2 separate regions of the Homo sapiens genome follow, and region 1 is linked to region 2. A link is a loop called in an ENCODE intact Hi-C map of the cell type or tissue named here. Cell type or tissue: heart left ventricle. All regions are shown on one strand.

Evidence for each region. A loop is a pair of places that touch in the nucleus more often than their neighbours do. Peaks named below come from ENCODE experiments on the same cell type or tissue, not always from the same donor. Only the 100,000 strongest peaks of a DNase experiment are listed, where the experiment ranks them.
Region 1: a loop joins it to region 2, with 2.2 times the contacts of the local background. A loop is called at or near these places in 2 of 110 quality-filtered maps.

The regions. Positions count from the first base shown.
Region 1 is chr2:111,235,155-111,237,654 of GRCh38, reverse strand. All of the region lies in intron 1 of LOC124907867 (periaxin-like), which reads left to right. All of the region lies in intron 3 of MIR4435-2HG (MIR4435-2 host gene), which reads left to right. Among named protein-coding and RNA genes, the nearest start is that of MIR4435-2, 85 kb to the left of the region's middle. In heart left ventricle, no CTCF peak of the experiment used is centred here; a DNase peak (open chromatin) is centred at 1,444; H3K27ac peaks cover 353 bases.
Region 2 is chr2:111,164,298-111,166,797 of GRCh38, reverse strand. It overlaps BCL2L11 (BCL2 like 11), which reads right to left. Exons shown (of 4, transcript NM_138621.5): 4 at 1-2,500. Among named protein-coding and RNA genes, the nearest start is that of BCL2L11, 45 kb to the right of the region's middle. RefSeq lists an enhancer at 501-1,001. In heart left ventricle, no CTCF peak of the experiment used is centred here; a DNase peak (open chromatin) is centred at 1,487.

The DNA.
Region 1 (2,500 bases), 71 kb before region 2:
AACATAGTTACTCGTGCATATTTAAAATACTACATGAGTATGGCCTGGCACAGTGGCTCATGCCTGTAATCCTAGCACTCTGGGAGGCCGAGGTGAGCATATTGCCTGAGTTCAGTTTGAGACCACTTTGGACAACATGGTGAAACCCTGACTCTATAAAAATACAAAAATGTAGCCAGGTGTGGTGGTGCGTGCCTGTAGTCCCGGCTACTTGGGAAGCTGAGGTGCAAGAATTGCCTGAACCTGAGAGGCAGAGGTTGCAGTGACCTGAGATTGTGTCACTGCACTCCAGCCTAGGTGACAGAGCAAGACTACATCTCAAAAAATAAAACAAAATAAAATAGGCCCTGTGCCGTGGCTCACGCCTGTAATTCCAGCATTTTGGGCAGCTGAGGCGGGCAGACCACCTGAGGTCAGGAGTTCAAGACCAGCCTGACCGACATGGTGAAACCCCATCTATACTAAATACAAAAAATTAGCCAGGTATGGTGATGCATGCCTGTAGTCCAAGCTACTTGGGAGGCTGAGGCAGGAGAGAATGGCTTCAACCTGGGAGGCAGAGGTTGCAGTGAGCCGAGATTGCGCCACTGCACTCCAGCCTGGGTGATAGAGCAAGACTTCGTCTCAAACAATAAAATAATAAAATAAAATAAAATAAAATAAAATAAAATAAAGTAAAATGCTACATGAGTTTGGAAACATTGCTTTTTCCCACATTACTCACCTCCTTTACAGCACCAGCATCTTGGTCGACACAAGATCTCTCTTTAATTATGTCACAGTTTGTTGATGAATACATTGCCTTTGCTTCAGTTAAATCAAGTAGGATGCAGTGACTCCAAGTCTGAGGGGTGCTTCCCAGGAAGAGCCACCCCCCACAGCCATTTGCAGAGCATTGGAGTAAGTTTTACCTTCATCCCTTAGATGTGAATTTGTTATCCTCACTGTGACAATCCCTTATCACATGGCTTTTAGAAGGATTCTCAAAAAGCTAGACTCTCACATTCAACTTTGCAATTGCCTGGCTGGGTGTTACGTTTCTTTGCCTCCTATTAGAGACCCTATCAGCATCTAAAACTAGCGTTGTTTGAGGATGTTGGAGCCAACGGTTCTTTGCCAGATAGAACTTTGTGTGTCCAAATAAATGGTTCAAAATCATCAAGCAAATAAATACCCTGGAATAAGAGAAGCCTCATGAGGATTTGACTCCAAATTGACTTCCTCTGTTCTGCAGTAAGAAGTTAGGAATTAAACCAAACCTTGCCTGAGGTTCAGGTATACTCAAAAGCAATGAGGTGTGGCTCAGGTGTGCGCTGGCAAGGTCACTGTGAAGTTCAGCCAGAGGCTTTGCAAGCCTGGGCCTGAGAAGCCAGACCTCTTAGATCCAGAAGGGCCAATGGAGCTGGGCTGGCCTGCTGCCACTCACAGGCAGAGACTCTGCCAGCAGAAGGGACTCTGCTGTCAGAGCTGGAGGGCAGCGGACCACATGGCTGAGGCCCAACCACAGGTCTCCTGACTCAAAACCTCTTCCCAGGGCTTGTCCTCCTCCCTAAATATATGTGCCCCAAATTGTCACCAGATCTCGGGAAAGCACTGGCTTTGTCTGGGATAAACACCAACTCCACAGCACACCCAGTCATTACCAGATTGGCAGTTGTTGTCTAGGTCTTGTGGCTTCTTGGGGTTTTCTCGGGTGTCTCTCTCCCAAATCTTTCCCCTTTCCTTTGATTATATTCACATAAACATTGAGCTTTGTAGCCCTCAAGCTCTCTCAAGCATAACTCACTTTGTCCCTCTCTGTTTCCCTATGCAGTCGCCTCTCCCTCTGCTGTCAGAGGCCCATCCAACTGCTCCAGCCCTGTGGCTCCAGCGTCTCCTCCTCTCTCTTTCCCCTGCTCTGTTTCTGGGAAGATCTATCTGAGGGTCCTGAAGGAGGAGACTCGAGGTTGTTCTCTTGGACAAAGAGGTCTGGGTGGATGACATAATTCACTTTACGTCTTAGAAAAATAACCTTGTGGCTCTTGGCTCTCCTGGGCTGTCATTTTGGTTGCCTAAGGGCTCTAGGCAGAAGGCCAGGGAGCCCAGCCCCAGCCTAGAACTTGCAGGGCTCAGAGAGCTGCAGTGACGGGGTGTCCGCTGTGCCTGCCGCCCCCCTTGCCATGGACTCTACTTGCAGAACTTCACAGCTGAGAGGCTGGCCCTGAGATTCCCCTTTATGCCTCCCAAAGCTTGCGATTGCTTAATTATACGCTGCTGTGTACCAATTTCCACTTTCTCTCCCGGTGTGTTTTGACTGATAACTTTGACTTAACCTCCTGATGCCAGAAACTATGTTGGCTACTGCTCTGGCGGCAGGAAAAGGCCGGTTCCAGGGAAGGCTGAATGCCTATTGTTCTGGATCATTTTGAGAAAAAAAAAGAGATACCTTGAAGAAAGATGAAGACAAAATATGGAAGGGTGCTGAATTTACAAAAAGCCTAAGGGGAAAAAACTCAAATGT
Region 2 (2,500 bases):
TAAACTTGATTTCTCCGCAACCCCCACCCCCAAAATTCTTGATCAACTAACCAGTTGGGAAGGGCATCTGAAGAATCACTCATGAAACTATTTTGTGTGTGTTTATTGCGTTTCTGTGTTAAGTCACAGGACACTTTTTACAAACCTCACATAGGGAGAGGTTGTCAAGGCACAAAACCTGCAGTAAGTTTCCAAAAAGGGGATTTAATTATTTTTTCTACAAAAATGTTTTTTAAAAAAGGTAAAAACGTATACCCACGGGAGGCATACTTTCTGCACAGAGGCATCTTGATAACCAGATACATACAGTACAGAGACATCCAGTCATCGCTTTAAGTTCTGGTGCCAACAGCCTGGTCTTTAATACTCCTACAATTCATAGAATCTCTAATTTCCTCAGGAACTGTTTCCACAGCCAGCCTGGAGGCCGCCAGGCCAGAGGGAAATGTGCTCATGTGGTGCACACAGCCCCTGGGCAGCACAGGGCAGGGCCTCCCGTGCCTGGCCCAGGGCTGCACCCAGTGTGTGCTCCCAGGGGCTGCAGGGCTGAGGAAACAGAGTAAAGTGCTCTAGTCAGGAGACTGGCACGTGAGTACAGGGATCCTGGGAGGGGGTGCCCAGATCCAAATACATCTTTGGTGTATGTGTGTGTCCAGCAGGCCCACGGCTGCAATCCTACCACTGCTTGTAACCGTGGGCTTTGTATGACCCTACCAATGGGCTCGAGACACATCAGGGAACAAGATGAGCTCCAACACAGCTTTAAAAATAAGTCAAAGTCCCAAGGAGATTCTTGGGGAAAGGAAATTTTTTAAAGTAAGAGTATTTGGATTGAAATCATCTCTACCTAAAGGAAAAAGTGAATATGCAATATATACATATATATTTTTTAAATTATGAAGATAAAAATGTTTAGATTTTTCCACCTAATTTAAATAACGTGAACATGCTGGCTCTTCTATCGGGCAAAACACTAGTTGGTGGCACTGCTTACTCATTTGAAAATTTAGTTATTTCTTTTAAAAGTTGTTTAACGATGGAGTTTTCAAAAATTTTAAGAGTTACAGAGTTCACAGAATTGTCTTCCCTCCTCACTTTCACTGCTCCCTAACCTGACTCTTTCTTGGGTCTCCCTGGGCATCTGCTGCCTCTGAAATGACTGACCAGTGTGTGGCTTCCTTCCACTGCACTCATAAGGAGCAGGCACAGAGAAAGAGCACCCTCACTACATGGCTGGGGTCACAAGTGGCCTGACAATATCCAACTGTCCTGGAAAAATGAAAAAAAACAGACTTCTGCCCAGAATTATTCTTCTATGGTGCTGGTGGAAGTGGGATGAGGCCTGTTTCAAAGTGAATTTAAAGGAGTGAAGCTAGTGGACTGTGAGTTGGACTAAAATGCAGGAGGCCAAGCAAATGGCCATCAGAAGCCCTGCCCCAGGCCTGTGCCAATTCCCATGAGGGCGTGAGCTGGATGCTGCAGCTGGACTCTGCTGTAATGGACACGGTGGCCCTCTGGGACCTGATGCTGACAGTGCATCCTGTGACCATGGGAAAGCCTGCAACCAGAAAAGCCAGCAGCACAAAGGGGCGTAGCACTTAAGTCTGTTGTTATTACTGCTATTGCCTCTTCAGAATACTTCCCAATAACATGCTCGTCGAAATGGAATGAAAACCAACACCAAATGCTTCCCAGTTAATAACAGATCGCTCGAACTGTGCAAGATACAGGCAGATATTAACTCTTGTTCTGACTCAATTTCACTTTATCATGAAAATACACTGGACCAAATCTATGCATCTGAGTCCAGACTGGAGTTGCATCACAAAAAGTGATGAGGAAAGACGCAAAAATAGTCTGAAATTTTGCCACAGATGCAACTGAATTTATAAAGGTACGTAAATATTTACAAATGGGACTGGTATATCAATGCAGGCTGGCAACAGACCCTCTGCCCTTTTAATCAGTTCCATTTCAAAAGAACTCTTTTGGTATTAAAAATAATTTAAAAAGGTCAGAGAGGCAATAGTAGGGAAGGGAGGGAGTATATCACACGTCTCCCTGTTTAAAAATTCTGTAATCTCTAAAAATAAACTAAGGCAGCTTTTTAAGTTAGCTGGCTCAGTTTCCACTGCAGGGGTTACATAATCCTCTGAGAATAGGCCGTAGGTTCTTAAAATTTTAATACAAAAGTTATTCACAAATTGGTTAAAAAGTTTCCATTTCCTTTTTGAAAAACCTTATTGAAGGTGAGGGGGAAAACACACTGCATGTAAACACCATTCTTACACAAAATCCTGCTCCAAAAAACCATGGTTTGTATATTAAAAAGCAAAGAATGCTCCCTCCTTTACATTCACAACAAACTTCCATTAGAAATTCTGCTGTGTGGTGATGAACAGAAAGGTAGTCCCATCCAGCTCGGTGTCTTCTGAAACGTCACCTGCCCCCTCCACAAGAGAACCGCTGGCTGCATAATAATGGCACCAGGAGACCGCGG